Linked DNA regions of Homo sapiens: region 2 is linked to region 1. Evidence: chromatin loops called from intact Hi-C (ENCODE). Cell type or tissue: tibial artery. All regions are shown on one strand.

The links. A loop is a pair of places that touch in the nucleus more often than their neighbours do. Peaks named below come from ENCODE experiments on the same cell type or tissue, not always from the same donor. Only the 100,000 strongest peaks of a DNase experiment are listed, where the experiment ranks them.
Region 2: it touches region 1 in a loop (2.7-fold over the local background); 19 of 110 quality-filtered maps call a loop at or near these places.

Annotation. Positions count from the first base shown.
Region 1 is chr3:150,771,593-150,779,592 of GRCh38, reverse strand. No RefSeq gene overlaps it. Among named protein-coding and RNA genes, the nearest start is that of SIAH2, 12 kb to the right of the region's middle. In tibial artery, no CTCF peak of the experiment used is centred here; no DNase peak of the experiment used is centred here.
Region 2 is chr3:151,071,298-151,079,297 of GRCh38, reverse strand. CLRN1-AS1 (CLRN1 antisense RNA 1) reads right to left here. Exons shown (of 6, transcript NR_024066.2): 5 at 4,046-4,187; 6 at 1-409. LOC124909448 (a long non-coding RNA gene) reads left to right here and starts at 1,928. Exons shown (of 2, transcript XR_007096133.1): 1 at 1,928-2,092; 2 at 3,472-3,779. In tibial artery, no CTCF peak of the experiment used is centred here; no DNase peak of the experiment used is centred here; H3K27me3 peaks cover 974 bases.

The DNA.
Region 1 (8,000 bases):
CAATGCTGGCCGGGCTGCTGACGGCCTGCGCCAGCACTGTCTTCCTTTCACTTCGAGGCCACCGAGCTGCCCTTCCGGCCCTGGACCACCATGGAGGTGGGCATCGACTGGAGCTCCTGCCAGCCACCCTCGGCCCCTCCAGCGCCCTCTGCTCCTGAGCCAGTGCCGCCCGAGGACATGCTCTTCACACAGAGCCTGCACAGGCGCTTGCCGACGCCGATGGCGGCGCCCTCGGAGCTGCGTCTCCTGCTGGCCAGCCTGCTGGTGAAGGGCGTGACGGTGATGGAGGCCGTTGTGGAGATCCAGGCCTCCCCGACAGCGGCCTGCTAGGGCGCCAGGGCCAGCGGGGCAGCGCCAAGCTCACGCTGGGGCCCAACTCGATGCGCAGGGACCTCAAGGGCCGCTGCTGAGCCGCGGTGTGCCCAGGGAAAAGGTGGAGAAACAGCCCGCTAAGGTCCTGCTGGAGCTCTGCGTGACGGAGGTCAAGCGCAGCCGCAGCCACCTGGCCTACAGGCTGCAAGAGGGGCAGTCACCGCTGCCCCCTACTCTGACCAGGCCTGCGCGGAGGAGCCGCCCACGCGCCACACCTAGCCCTGGGCCTGGCTCTTGGAGGACAGATGCAGCCTGGCACAATTCCGGGTGTGGGACAGGGAGGCTGGATTCTAGGAGAGCTCCTTCCGGTTTGAACTGGGGGCGTCGGGGAGCCCGGGACATGATAGGAGAGACCAAAAGCCTTGGCCAGTGCCTTCCAGGCGTATCCCTCCAGCTTCCTGCGGGCAAGCCACACCCTGCCGCCGTGTTCGAGGGCCCCAGAAGAGAGGGGTATCCTTGCCTCCAACCACCCATGGGTGTTACTGGCCAAAGCTCATGAAGGGAGCAGGCCATTGAGTGGCCACTTGCCATGAGTCCCTGCGGGGAGTGAGCCCTCGGGCACCATGTACGGGTACCATGTACTGTTACATTTGAGCCCAGGCAGCATGGTGGGCAGGCACAGTGGATGCTCACCTCTCCGCCACATGGGTCCCCAAAGACCGAGCGGGGAGACCCCCATGGCCCATGACATGAAAGCGTCTTGAAGTTTTTACTCTAAATTCTAAGTTTTTTTTTTTAATGCTGTATTTTTACTTACTGCTTTAAGCATATGTGACAGTTTGATTTTACTCCTGTCTTTGTAACGGTGTTTCTCGTAAGGCTTTTTTTTTTTTTTTTTTTTTTGGTAATGCTTTCTCCCCTTTGAAAGCATGCTGTTTGCTGGTTTGGGGACAGCCAGTCCTTCTGATGGGTCTGGTTTCTTTAGCCGCTGTGATGGTTAATATTGAGTGTCAACTTGATTAGATTGAAGGATGCAAAGTTTGAGACGGAGTCTCGCTCTGTAGCCCAGGCTGGAGTGCAGTGGTGCAATCTCGGCTCACGGCAACCTCCGCCTCCTGGGTCCCTGTTTAAGCAATTCTCCTGCCTCAGCCTCCTGAGTAGCTGGGATTACAGGCACATGCCACCATGCCCAGCTAATTTTTGTATTTTTAGTAGAGACGGGGTTTCACCATGTTGGCCGAGCTGGTCTTGAACTCCTAACCTCATGATCCACCCACCTCGGCCTCCCAAAGTGCTGGGATTACAGGTGTGAGCCGCCGCACCCAGCCTGGCACTGCTGTTTTAAGTCCACCCATTTTGTGGTACTTTTTTACGGTATCCCTAGCAAACTAATATAATAACCAAATGGGCTGAGGTCTGTTTGTAAAATAGCTTCAATAATTGTTTGAACCGATATGTCCAGTATCACAATAGTCACAAATAGGTACCAACTGTGTAATTCCCAAAACATTTAGTTGCATAAAGTTGTACCTGTCCTTAAAAATCTATCCAACATACTTTAGAATGGAAGGATGAGGCCAACACTACCTGACCGCACTGTCAACGCCCCAAACACATCTTTAGTCAAATGTTGTGTTCACTGCCTCACTGCAACAAAAGAAAATGTATGCCAAAGGGAGCCATGCAGCCTCAACAAGGTGTTAGAAAGGATTTATAAGGTCTGGGCTTGTGGGGATGATTTGGGGGAAATTTAAGGAAACAGAGCTTTGCTCTTAATTGGATGCTGCCAGGAAGCACGGGTGAGTCTATTATTGGATATTTTAGTAATTCTCATCTAAAAGGCAGAAGGAACAAAGTAAAGCTAAACCTGTAAATGGTAAAGAAGCAATAGCCATTTATATTAGCCAAGAAAGACAGGTGTTTTGTGGTTTGGACAATGTACTTCTTTTTATATGCACTCAGATATGATTATGGTATTGTCTTGTTTTATCTTGCTCCATTAGAGTCACAGATTGGTCCTGCATTATGCTGGTATTCTGTGAAGCTGGTGATGTTCAACAGGAGAACACCAAGGTTTTAGCTGTGAGTTCCAGGCCAGCTCTTCTCTTTCTTACCATGGGGCAATCTTAACAACCCTACCAGTAAGGCAACTGGATATTATGCACCCCCAGATGGGTTGCAAGGAGAAGTATGCCACATCACTATGGAAGAACCCTTGTTAAAAAAGAAAAAAATTCCATCTGAATCTAATGAAAACTTCAGCACTGTCCAACAGAAATATAAGCTACATATGTAATTTAAAATTTTCCAGTAAGCACATTTAAAAAGTCAAAATGGGCCGGGTGCGGTGGCTCATGCCTGTAATCCTAGCACTTTGGGAGGCCGAGGCAGGAGGATCACAAGGTCAGGAGTTCAAGACCAGCCTGGCCAACATGGTGAAACCCCATCTCTACTAAAGATACAAAAAATTAGCCAGGCGTGGTGGCGCGCACCTGTAATCTCAGCTACTCAGGAGACTGAGGCAGGAGAATCGCTTGAACCCGGGAGGCAGAGGTTGCAGTGAGCTGAGATCACGACACTGCCCTCCAGCCTGGGTAACGGTGAGACTCTGTCTCAAAAAAAAAAAAAAGTAAAAATGAAGAGGTGAAATTAATTTTAAAATATATTTCAGGTAATACATCCAAAATATTTTAATATATAATCAATATAAAAATATTATTACAACATTCTATTCTTTTCGTAATAAGTCTGAATTCTGGTTGTGCATTTTACACTCACAGCACATTTCGATTCATACTAACTCACATTTAAAATGCTCAGTAGCCACATGTGACTAGTGGCTACCATATAAACAGTACGGATCCACATCTAACTCCCAGTTTCGTAGAAATATGAGAGATAGAGGAACACCTATGTCCATCAAAGGATACAATTAGCTTAATCTAAAATCTGTGAAGGTCTACATGAAGGACTTAGTTTCTTCAACAAATAAATAAGGGAGAATAAAAGGAAAAAGAAGCCTTTATAGATTAAAAGGTTCTTTAGGGTCATATTAACCAAATGCAATCTGTGGACCCTGTTTGAATCTTGATTTGAAAACACAAACTGTAAAAAGATATTTTTATAGTCAGTTGGAGAAACTGGATACCAGACACTGTCTTTTAGATGATTTTAAAAATTATTGTTGTATTGTTGGATGTGATAATGTTGTTGTAGTTATATTAAAGCAAAAAGTCCTTATCCGTTGAAGATATATGCTGAAATATTTATATGTAAGAAAATCATATCTGAAATTTGCTTTAAAATATTTCAGCAAAAAAAAAAAAGTAGGAAGGAGAAAGGTAAAACAAAAATGGGAGAATGTTGATAATTGATAGGCGATGGGTACCCAGGAGTATATGATACTTTTTTCCTTACTATTGTGTTTGTTTGAATATTTCCATAATAAAAAGCTTAAAAATAAGTGTGATAAGAGTAAAAACAATCCATCTTTTTGTTTATTCTCTTAATTGTGGTAAAGTTTCACTGGTGTATACATATCTCAAAACCTATCAAACTGTACACTTTATGTGTCACTTGTTGTATGTCAATTAAACCTGAATAAAGCTGTTTAATAAAACAATCTATTATAGGACCGCACATACTTGGGAACCTAGTAAGGATAAGAAGTTTTCACGTGTATTATTTCAATTAATGAGGAAGATAATTTGTTACAACATATGTAAGTGTGTAAGTGACAGACCCCAATTCTTTCTGGCCTGAGAAACCAAAATGGAGGATTATTTTCAGGTCTGGTCTTATGAGCTAATAAGTTAGCCTGCAACTATTTCACAGATGCTGCCAGAGGATACAAAACTTCTGAATCAGATACAAGGAACTGTGTTACTCATGGTACAACAATGATGGTGTAACATGAGGAGCATTAACATATTTACATGGATTCCCTTGAACCCACTGATGGCAGCATTGGACTGTCCGGAGTGGCCCCTGGGAAGACGCTGCCTGTGGCAGGGGAGGCACAGCCAAGGTTGTGTGCTCTGTGAGGCCAGCAGGAGCTGGGAACAGGTGGAAGCCCCATCCCCTACTGAGTTGGTAGGGCAGGAACCCCACATTCCTGGGCACAGCTGCAGCCGCCCAGCCGCGGCTGTGAACCCATGCATCCCTGCGCTCTCGGGGGCCCAGGAAGCCCCTCTGCCCCTGCTGGGTTGGAAGGGCCTGCTTCTTCTCCCTGGCCTCTCCCCCCTCCTGGTGCCTGCTCCAATTTTGGAGCAAAGTTGAAGCTGAGCCCAGGCGCTGTTGTGACCCACCTGGGTGTGCATGCACTGGAGGCAGCACTGATATGATAGCATCCCCCTCCCCCTCCCATCACCTTGGCTCCCTCTGAAACTTTGGACATGCACGAGCTCAGGGAGGGAGACTGGGGGGTGCTGAGGGCGGCTCCACGTGGGCCTGCAGATACTCCTTGGCACAAACATCCTGGGCACCATGGATGGCATGTTGATGGCAGGAGGCAGGTTACTGGGCAGGAAAGGGACGGATCCCTGGTGAAACCCCACCTTCAAGCCAGGACAGCCTGAAGCCTGGGGGCTGGGCTGCCACTTCCAGGTGGAGTCCAAGGCCCAGAGTGAGAACTTGTGGTTTTTCCGGGCTGCCCATGGCAGCCCATGGACCAATCAGCATGCACTTCCTCCCATTTGAGCCCATAAAAAGCCAGACTCACACAGACATCAGGACTACCAGCTGCGGAAAGGAGCTACTCACTGCAGGTCTCCTGAGAGCTGTTCTGTTGCTCAGTGAAGCTCCTCTCCACCTTCCTCACCCTCCAGTTGTCTGGTACCTCATTCTCCCCAGACATGGGACAAGAACTCAGGACCTGCCAAATGGCAGGACTCAAAGTGCCGTAACAAAAACAGGGCTGAAACATGACCCCCTGCTTGCCACATTGTGGGCGACGAGAAGGAGAAAAGACCAGTAGCCCTTCGGGGAATCCAGATTTAGGGCGTCCCCACGCCAGGGCTTTGACACCTTCTTTGGGGGCTCTGTGGTTCCTGGCATCTCCAAGCTATTGGGCACCAAGTTCCCCTCATCCAGATGCAGGTGCCCGCAGCCGAAGCCGTATGTGGTACATCTGGTCCAGCAGCAGCCTTCCACAGAGCTGGCACCTGTGCTGGTGCCTGGAAGTGCCCGCCCCATCACAGCAGCCGGCATGCCTAGCTGTGCGTAGTAGCTTGAACCCACACTCGCTCACCCACACACCCATCACTGCTCCGTGTCCAGCTTGCCCTTGGCAGGTATGGGATCTGGGCTGGTAGCGCAAGCTGAGCACAGCCTGCCAGGCCGAGTGGGTAGAATGAGCCCAGAGGGCATTAGCAATACTCAGGCAGGAGGCACTGTCGCACACAAGGTTTCCAGCTGGCAAGGTGACAGCCCAAGGATCCCGAGACACCATGTCCTTCCACGGTGACACAGCATGGCTCAGATGGATACTTTGCACACGGTTACATTTACATTGCAACCAAAGAACACTGAGCTTAGGAAATCCATCACCACTTTTCTAGCAAGCAATTATCTCCCATTGGCCTGGGTCACTTCCCTTTCCCTGATCTGTGGCCAAGGGTAGACTGCTCTAGTTAGCCAGGGTCAGAGCAGCTTTGTATGGCTGGACAGGTTGTGTAATATACACAGCACCACATGTAAAGAGGCACCATTCACACCATATATATCATAAATCTGTATATGAAATAAAACAATTTCCAATGGATGAAGGGAAAGGGTCCTGAGGAAGGTGCTGCATGGGTGGCCCTGGCCAGTGTCATGTGTCCGTTTTCTAGCTGTGAGGTGAAGTCAATCCTACCCAAACCACACAATGTAGTTCCCCAAAGTGACACCAAGGAATGTTTATCAAGAGTGGGAATGGGCCAGACACAGTGGCTCATGCCTGTAATCCCAGCACTTTGGGAGGCCAAGGTGGGCAGATCACTTGAGGCCAGGAGTTAAGACCAGCCTGGCCAACATGGTGAAGCCCCATCTCTACCAAAACTACAAAAATTAGCCGGGTGTGGTGGCATGTGCCTGTAGTCCCAGTTACTTGGGTGGCTGAGGCATGAGAATCACTTGAACCTGGAAGGCAGTGGTTATGGTGAGCCAAGATCATGCCACGGTACTCCAGCTTAGGCAAAAGAGCAAGACTCTGTTTTTCTGTTTTTTTTTTTTTTAAAGAGTCGGAATGGATATGGATGCTGGAAAGACAAAACCACAGATGCCCATTACCCACCAGTATGATTATTGCCATTTTCCAGATGAAGATACTGAGATTCTGCAGTTAAGAAAATTGCCCACTCCCATAAACTACAGAAAGGGACAGACTCAAACCCAAGTCTGTAAATTAGCCAGGTGGGGTGGTGCATGGCTATAGTCCGAGCTACTTGGGAGGCTGAAGCAGGAGGATCGCTTGAGCTCAGTATATCAAGCCAACAGTGAGCCCTGATTGGGCCACTGCACTCCAGCCTGAAAAACACAACAAGATCCTGTCTCAAAAATAACAATCACCAAGTCTGGGTGACTCCTGAACACACCCATTTTCCATTTTAGCCATCCGAATTCCCTGTTGTTAAGGCCAAGTCTAAACTTAGGTCTTTGTTGTTCAAATCCTTTTGATGAATGTTCCCACTTTTCCACCTAATCTCACCTCTCAGCACTCAAAATGGAATCCACTTTGAAGACCGTCTCCTGCCCTCATGCATTCCTTTTAGGAACCTATGATCCTTCTATTCTTATTTGAAATAAGCATTCTCTCTAAAACTCAAAGGCGTATGATCCCTTAAAGTCAAGATCAATACGTCCATCATAAACTCTAAATTCTTCCCACAAAATCAAAGATTTTGCATTCATTTGAAATAACCTCAACTTACCATTTAATTTCCCCAACGGGGCTTAAGTGCTGAGAAGCCAGAGGTCATGTCTTTCCTTAAAACACATAATAGGCTGGGTGCCATGGCTTATGCCTGTAATCCCAGCATTTTGGGAGGCTGAAGCAGGAGGATCACTTGAGCCCAGGAGTTCGACACTAATGTGGGCAACATAGCCAGACCTTGTCTCTACAAAAAATAAAAAATCAGCCTAGTGTGGTGGCGGGTGCCCATGGTACCAGCTACTCAAGAGACAGAGGCCGGAGAATCACTTAAGTCCAGGAGTTCGAGTTACAGTAAGCTACATATCATGCCACTGCACTCCAGACTGGGCAACTGAGTGAAACCCAGTCTTAAAAAACCAACCAACCAACCACACATAACAGACAACTTTTGGAGTATCTGGCCAGCCCCAAACTGCTCTTGTCAGAATTCCTCCCACCCACCCACAAGGGCAGACGAGTGGCAGCCATGTTTCCACCCAGTGAGCCTGTCTGTGTGGCCTTAGCTTAATGGACTGGGAATGGTCACGTGACCTAAGCTGTCCAGTCAGATTCTCTCTTCTGAGATTTGGCTTAAATCTGAGATCTGGCAGTGCCTCATCCCTCAGGAGAGGCAGCTGGAACACAGGATGATAAACTCAAAATCTGCAGGCTGGCTACCTTTGACCTTGGGCTCTGGAAAGCAGTAAGAGCCAGTTTGCAGAAAGGGGAAGGGTTAAATAAACTCTATGACAAATAATTGGAGAGCACAAGTTGCCTGTTTACTGGAGGTTTGCAG
Region 2 (8,000 bases), 300 kb before region 1:
CAGTAGAATTCATCTCCCTTATGACATGAATAGGATAGATGTCACACTGTGGCCCATCGGTCCCATTGGTGGATATACAGACAGGTTATTATTGTTCAATGCCTTTATTATTTACTTCATACCAGAGGTTCTTGGTGGTCCACAAATATTTGTTTGGATTGCTTTGGGCTTGCACAGTCACTTCTGGACTCTCTAGGAAAGTCTGCCTACACTGGGTCCACCTTTTCCAATGACACCAATCTGTTGGAGCTGAGAAGGGTCTGCCCCTTTGAGTGTGCTATGTTGTCACAGCCCCAACTGACCAGCTTCACTCAGAGGGCTGGCTAACCAGTTGAGATCCTACATCTTGAAAGAGTGAGATCCCTACTATACGGAGACCTCTGCTAAGCAGGCCTGGCTTCAGACTTTCCTGTTGGGAAAGGAGAGAGAGAGAGATTACTTTTCAGTTATACAATAATTGATTATGTTACTACTTTTTTATTGTTAACCAGTTAAGGATCCAGTCTTTATCATCAGTTAGTTTCAGATTGTAACTAACCTGTTAGGATGGGTTACATCTGATGAAAATTATAATCTGATAACTATTCATTATGAGATATTTCGGTTCTCAGAGAAATATTTTTCTCCAAGTTCTAGGGACATCCTCTTATACTTTCTTATCTATCTGCTGCAGTCACACAGAGCAAGAAAGCGTGGAAAATATATTAGATGGCAGAATCTGTATAGTAAACAAAATATCTTGATGGATTAAAATGATGAACTAAATGTAACAGGGTCAAATTTTATATAAGAATAAATTCTTTTTTCCCCTCTCTACTGGATATATCTAAGACTGTTTGGTACCTACTGTTTGCTAAATCTAAAGTTTAAATTCTAAGCAGTAAAAAATAAACGCTGCCAACACTTTGCTCTCAGTAGCATTTGGGGAATAGTGCACAAATCAATTACATGGATCCTTTATATAATAGTATTTTTTATTAGTATTGTTAAAACATTGCCCAACATTCTCACCACTATGCCTCTTCCCAGGGCTGTTAACAAATAGGAGAGAAAGGAAAACACCTCTTGGCTACAGTTGTGGTATGCGGAACTGCAGAGTGAATATAAAAATTGTCTCGGAGAGGATGTTGCAAACCAAGATGGAGAAATGTGTCAGATCAGCAAAGGAGCCTGGAGAAGTTAGGGTCTCCTGACCCCTGGAACCTCAGCCACCTGGTCCAGTTTTGCTAACAGGAAGCAGGGGCCAGCTGGGAGTGTGGTGATGAGCAAAATAGACATTAAGTTCAAGTTGGGGCATCTTGAGTACGAAGAGACAAAGGGAGTCCTTTCTGAGCAGTAGTAAATGGAGGCTATAGAGGCTGTGACAGCTAGACTGAAACAGAAGATGAGAGTAGAGACTGGCTGAGTAAGGATGAGAGCAGAGAGGAAGAAGAGCTGAGAACCAAGTTGTCATCAAGACGGATCAAGGCTTGTGTGTAGGAGGCAGGCAATTGGCTTGCCCTGCAGAATGGTTGGCTTTTTGCCCATTGCCAAGGTACATAATGAACGCGAGGACCCCCCATTAGATGACAGCACCAACAGTGGATGGGGGGAGGTAGGGCAGAATAGCTGAATGGCATAAGATCAAAGGAGAATGGTTTTTAACAAGACAGTGAAATATAATGTGGGGGAGTGAAGCAGACACTGTGGCAGACACTGCTTGTTCTCTGCCCGATATCTTTATCTTTATCCCTTTTCTTCCTTAGTAACGAAATCTTGAATTTGTTCTGGGGTACAATATGCCAGCTAAATACACCTACCTTCCTAGATTACCTTACATCTAGGGATGGCCATGTGGCACACTTCTAGCCAATGAGACATAAGCTTAACTTCTCTAGGGATTCTGAGAATGTTTTTCTTTCCTGATGCAGGCAACACCCTTTAGCTCCTTTTCTCTTCTCGCCTGGAATTTAGTCATGAAGTCTAGACTACAATGGCCATATTGTGACCAAGAAGTTAGAAATATGGTATGAGGAAAAGGCAAGACAACCCCAGAGATGAGCCCTGATTTCAAGTGGCCACTGAACCAATACCAACAGCCATCTACAACCAGGTATCTGGTTATGTGAAGAATGAGCCCTACTTAATGAAACCAGTGTTAGTGACTTTTCTATTATTCATAATGTAATATATTCCCCATAGATATTAACCCACCTGGTTGAACTGAAATACAAAGGTAAGAGGGGTGCAGGAAAAGCAGTGCTCCAAGGGAAGAGGCCAGCTTTCCCAAGGTAGGAGGAAGGAGGTGAGAGTGTTAGAAAAGAAACTGTATAGGTATGGCAATTTGCTAGCTATGGGGAAAGGATTCAAGAGGCCAGAGTGGAAGAGAATGAAAAGGAGATAAGGGATGGAAGCCTGGGGCAGAAAGACGTGCAAAGCTTCATGAGGACGATAGCGTGGAAGTGGATCAGTTGACTATGTGGGCATAGGGGTAGAGGCTACACTTTGAACCTAGACCAGCATGAACAGAAGTGAGATCCATGGAAGATTTGGTCTCCAAGTCTCTTTGAGGTCAGAAACCTTGTTATCTTCGCAGAGGGATTACCAGGTTGCACCAGTGGAACCATCATCTTTCCACATCCTTGGTTAGGAAAAAAAGGAGAAATGTCATCCCTTTCAGCTCTCTAGAGAATCCATGTGCAGGTTTAAAGCTGAATAATGAAACCTGGCAATTTATCTGGATTCCCTTTAAATCTCTCTGGGGTCAGAAATAGAAGCAACCTGAAGGAGGCGGGGAGGAACTGAAGGCCACAGGGCCTGCTAGGGCAGGATGAGGGAGGCATTTTGCTCTCTTTTCTGGTAATTGGCCCACAAGGGCTGTTGTCTCCCCAAGGAGGCTAGTGTTCCCCTCCCTAAGTCCTTAGTCCCAAAGCAGAGTGACAGCCGTGAGCCTGCTAGATCATCCATGTTGCCATAGCAACAGGCTTGCCCTTGGAGCAGTGGGTTCATGACAAAATGATCAGCCCTCTCTTAAAGGTTGTTGCTGTGTGTTGGACCAAGAATGCAGGCCAGGTGGGTGGGTATGAAGGCCTGGAGCCAAGAATATTCAGGGTAGGAATTTTTTCCCAAGTGGTGAAAAGCCTGAAGAGTCTGAGAATGAGTACAAGCTAAATCTAACCAGCCAGGGGCCAAAACAGAAGAAGCACTATTCAACCATCAAGCCTGAGGGACATCCCCATGATGAATTTGGTGGGGGAAAGTACGGAGTGGTAGTGAGAGTAAGAGAAGAAGCCAGAGCAAGAGGGGTTGGAGTGTCTGTGATTCTTTTCTTAGGCTGCTGGCTACATGTTGTGTTAGATGAGCTGCATTAATAATATTCAGGGACTCTGGGTGGACACTGGCTGACCCCAACCCTGTTAAGCCATGGATAGCTTGTTTCCAACCCTCATTCTTGCTCTAAGTCAATGAAAACCAATTCTGTTGGTGTTCTAGGACTCCATCTTCACCTCTTCTTCAGTCCTTTCTCTTGGATGAAGTTCTCAGCATCTCTCTGTGGGCCTGTGAAAGTGCGGATACCATCCAGGATACCTGACCAGTTTCTACAACCAGACATATTCCTAGATTCTCCTGTAGTTCTTAACTAGGATCAATCCACAGCTCTCTAGGCTGGGACCTGGTGGAATGTAAGCTCCATCAGGGAAGGGTCTTTTACTGAGCGTTTATCACTGTATTCCTAACACATAGCACAAGCCTGTCACATAGCAGGAGTTTAATAAATATTTATTAAATGAATAATTGAACAAGAGTGCTTGACAACTTTCATAACTTTCACCTACTCCAGGTTATTGGACTCTTCTGTGGGCACTTAACCATAGTCATAGTCCTGCTTCTTCCAGGATGGACCCTCTTAGATCCAAGACCTTCTACCCACTTGTCACTGAAAGCTTCTATGACCAGAGATTCCTCATTATCCACCTGGGTGGGCCCATGGACACCAGTGCCAGCCTTGACTAGGACAAAGATTTCAAATGTCCCTTTAGGCACTGCAGTGATAGCTTTTTTATACCCTTCTTGGTGACAACAGCATTAGTCCCCTGACCCAGAACTTGGGTCTCAGCCTACTTCCTTCTTGTCATCCTTCACAGGCAGCTCTATGAGAGTTGTGGTGATATTGTAGACGCCCTTGAGGGTCTCCCTGCTACAACAGCCTAGGAGTAAAAAGTAGGATTATAATAATGTAATTTCACTCTGATTCACAATTGAAAACATGTAAATCTTCTCTCCTAATATGCTAATATATATATACATGTCTGTTTTTAATTTTCTTATAGCATTTACTGCTATTTGAAATTGCCTATATATTTGTTATCTGGCTTTTTGTCAGTTTCTGTCATAGGAATATAAGCTTTTTGGTGTCAAGAATGTTGTCTGTTTCATTTACTACCTGTCCAGTAACTATTAAATGGATGAATTAATTACTCTGGATTAATCAGGGTCAGGGTAGGCCCTCTGTGTACCTAGGAACCCAGATCTCTGACTGCATTGTGAAATGCTTATTTTCCTCTTCACTTGTTCCATCTTTCCTTGGGCACAGGTCCAGTCATTGCCTCTAACGTCAACACACTGCCAAGACACTTGGTGCTTCCTCTGCTATCAAAGCCCCCAGTGTCATCTTACATCTACCCATACCAGAGAACCCAGTTCTCTGACTGCATTGTGGAAGGCCCATTTTCCTCTTCACTTGCTCCATCTTTCCATAGGCACAGGTGCAGCCACTGCCTCAGGCATTCACCACACTGCCAAGGCCCTGGTGCTTCCTTTGCTATTAAAGCCCTCAGTGTCATCTTCCACCCATATCTGCCCAAACCACACTGCACCAAGGAGCCTGTTGAGCTGGGCCCAAGCCTGCATTTCCAACCCTGATAACATACCAGTGTGGAGATGTCCAGCTCCCCACTGAAGAGGAGGCAATCTCTTTCCCCTACCCTTTGTATTACCCACATCCCAAAACAAGGCTTCCTTGAACGTCCAGATATTTTTTGTAAAAATAACCTTTTGATCTTTGCAGTAAACTCCTTTGCTTAGGAATCTGGCATTAGCCCATCTCAGTAACAAGCACAATGCTATACCCAGGCATCGGTGTTAGATTAAGCTCGCATGCAGTGTTTTTCCCAATCTTTTATCCCCAAGGTCCCTCAATTTCTCTTTAGAGTCCCTAGGAAAGCCTCTGCCACTGCCTGTTCCCATAGCATGACTTGATGTGTCTAAATTCTCCTATGAGCAGCAGCCAGAATGGCCACAACACAAGGAGTTTGGATTTTACCCTGTGGTGACAAGGAACAAATGGAAGCCTTGGATAAGGAGATTTTCTTGGAGAACCAGTGCCTTAGAGATAGATATGTATTGTTGATATGTAGGATGATACATGGGAGAAGACTCTAGGCTGCCTTTGGTCATTGTAATTCACCCTCCCAAAGATCCTGACTGAACAGAATTCCACTTCCTTCCCATATTTCTGTGAGTCAATAGTTCTCTCTGAATATTGCTGGCTTTCTGTTTTCTTGGCACATGGTTGGTATGATTATTAATTTTTTTTTTTTTTTTGAGACAGAGTCTCACTCAGCCACCCAGGCTTGAGTGCAGTGGCTCCATCTTGGCTCACTGCAACCACTGTCTCCCAGGTTCAAGCGATTCTCCCGCCTCAGTCTCCTGAATACCTGGGATCACAGGTGCCCGCCACCACGCCCGGCTAATTTTTGTACTTTTAGTAGAAATGGGGTTTCACCATGTTGGCCAGGCTGATCTTGAACTCCTGACCTCAAGTGATCCTCTGGACTCAGCCTCCCAATGTGCTGGTATTACAGGTGAGAGCCACTGCACCTGGCCCATTATACTATTCTTTTAACTTTTCTGTAAGTTTAGAATTTTTTAACTTATAAGTTAGAAAAAGAAAGGGTTTCCTGTATATTAGATAGTTTTCTGTGGGCAAAGAACTTAGAACAATGCTTGGCTTAAGCATGCAAATAAATGTTACTTGTTCTGATCATTCTAAGTGCTTTACATGTAGTATCATGTTTAACCCTCACAATGGCCTTGTGAAGTTCTGATCGTAGGATGCTGTCAGTCTCTCGCATCCCTTTTACCAGGCAAGTGCACACCTCTCCAAGTTACCATAAAGTATTGGTTGCTAAAGGTTTACAGCTCCCTTTTCTCTGGAGAATTGCCTTCAGTCTAACAGAAACCGCCCCGGAGATTATACCACACACCAACCCTGGGGGACGGTCAGCAACCAATGACTAAGGAACAAAGAGGCATAAAAAGCTAGCCCTAGTGGTGGCCTGTAATCTCAGCACTTTGGAAGGCCGAGGTGGGTGGATCATCTGAGGTCAGGAGTTCAAGACCAGCCTGGCCAACATGGTGAAACCCTGTCTGTACTAAAAATACAAAAATTAGCTGGGCGTGGTGGCACATGCCTGTAATTCCAGCTCCTTGGGAGGCTGAGGCATGAGAAGCACTTGAACCCGGGAGATGGAGGTTGTAGTGAGCTGAGATCACACCACTGCACTCCAGCCTGGCAACAGAGTGAGACTCCTTCTCAAAAAAAAAAAAAAAAAAAAAAAAATTAGCCAGGCGTCCAGGCATCTTGGTGGGTGTCTATAATCCCAGCTACCCAGGAGGCTGAGGCAGGAGAATCACTTGAGCCTGGGAGGCAGAGGTTGCAGTGAGCTGAGATCGCACCACTGCACTCCAGCCTGGGCGACAAAGCAAGTTTCTGTCTAAAAAAAAAAAAAAAGCTAGCCCTGGCCTTAATGCAGGACTCACTTTGTGGTCCAATTCCAGAGCTCCCTGAGGATCAAAGTGAAGCTGGACCCAGTTGAGACCACATCTTTACTTAGCTCTCCACTTTGTCCTATCCCTCTTCCCTTCCTGCCTTTGGACTGTGAGTCAAAAAATAAATCACATGTCCGCTAAACCTTTATCAGGTTCTGCTACAAGGGAACCTGACCAGGAGGAAACAGAGGCAAGGAGGGCTAAGAAACTTTCCCAGGAGCCTCCCCAGACCACACAGTAGTAGATTTGAACCCAGGTAGTCTGAGCTCATGGTCTTTACCACTGCTCTTCATACGTAAAGAACTTGTTATGTGCCAATGAAAGTTATGTCTCAATAAACCTCAGCTCTAGCCTCCTTGCTCAGTTGCTGAGCATTGAAAGTCAATCAGACATGATTCTTGTGCTTCTCATAGCCTGCAAACTCATGGACGAGACAAACATAGTCACCAGTGGCAGCCAGTGGTTACAGGCATAAACACACGCACACACACACACACACACACACACACAAACCCACATACATACACATATATAAGCCTACACACACATACATATACAAACCTATACAAACACATTAACACACACGGAAACCTATACACATATGCACATTCACACATGCATATGCACCCAAGCCATACCCTTACAGTGGAATCCCCTACAGCTGCTAAAAAAGAAAGTCATAGGCTGCATGTTCTAGGAATGTATTTGTTAATGGAATAAAAAAAATAAACAATATTTTGGAAATTTCAATCATATACATATATTACATATATTTCTTTTTAAAAATCAGTGGAATTGTTTTTTGTCTGTTTCCTTCATGTTTCTATATAATAGGATATTTAAAAACACATAAACAGATAAAACCTGAGGCACATCGATATTTGTAGAGGATATTTATGTAGCTCAGTAAATAATAATGGTACATGTGTGAAGCAACCTATAGCCTTATGAAAAGAAAATAATATAAAACTGCAGGTCATTTAGGGAAGTAATAATATGAACATTAAATCTTTAGATATTCATTTGTTCTAAGATTATTAAGCTATGTTTTCTAGTTGCTGAATTCCCACAGAATCTGTGTTCTAAGGCCTTCTCCTCTAATGTCTCAGAGCTGCTATGTTTTGTTTTCTGATTCTGCAACGTCTGTTGATGGTCACAATGTTGGGCCCCTGAGGCCTGAACTGATGTGA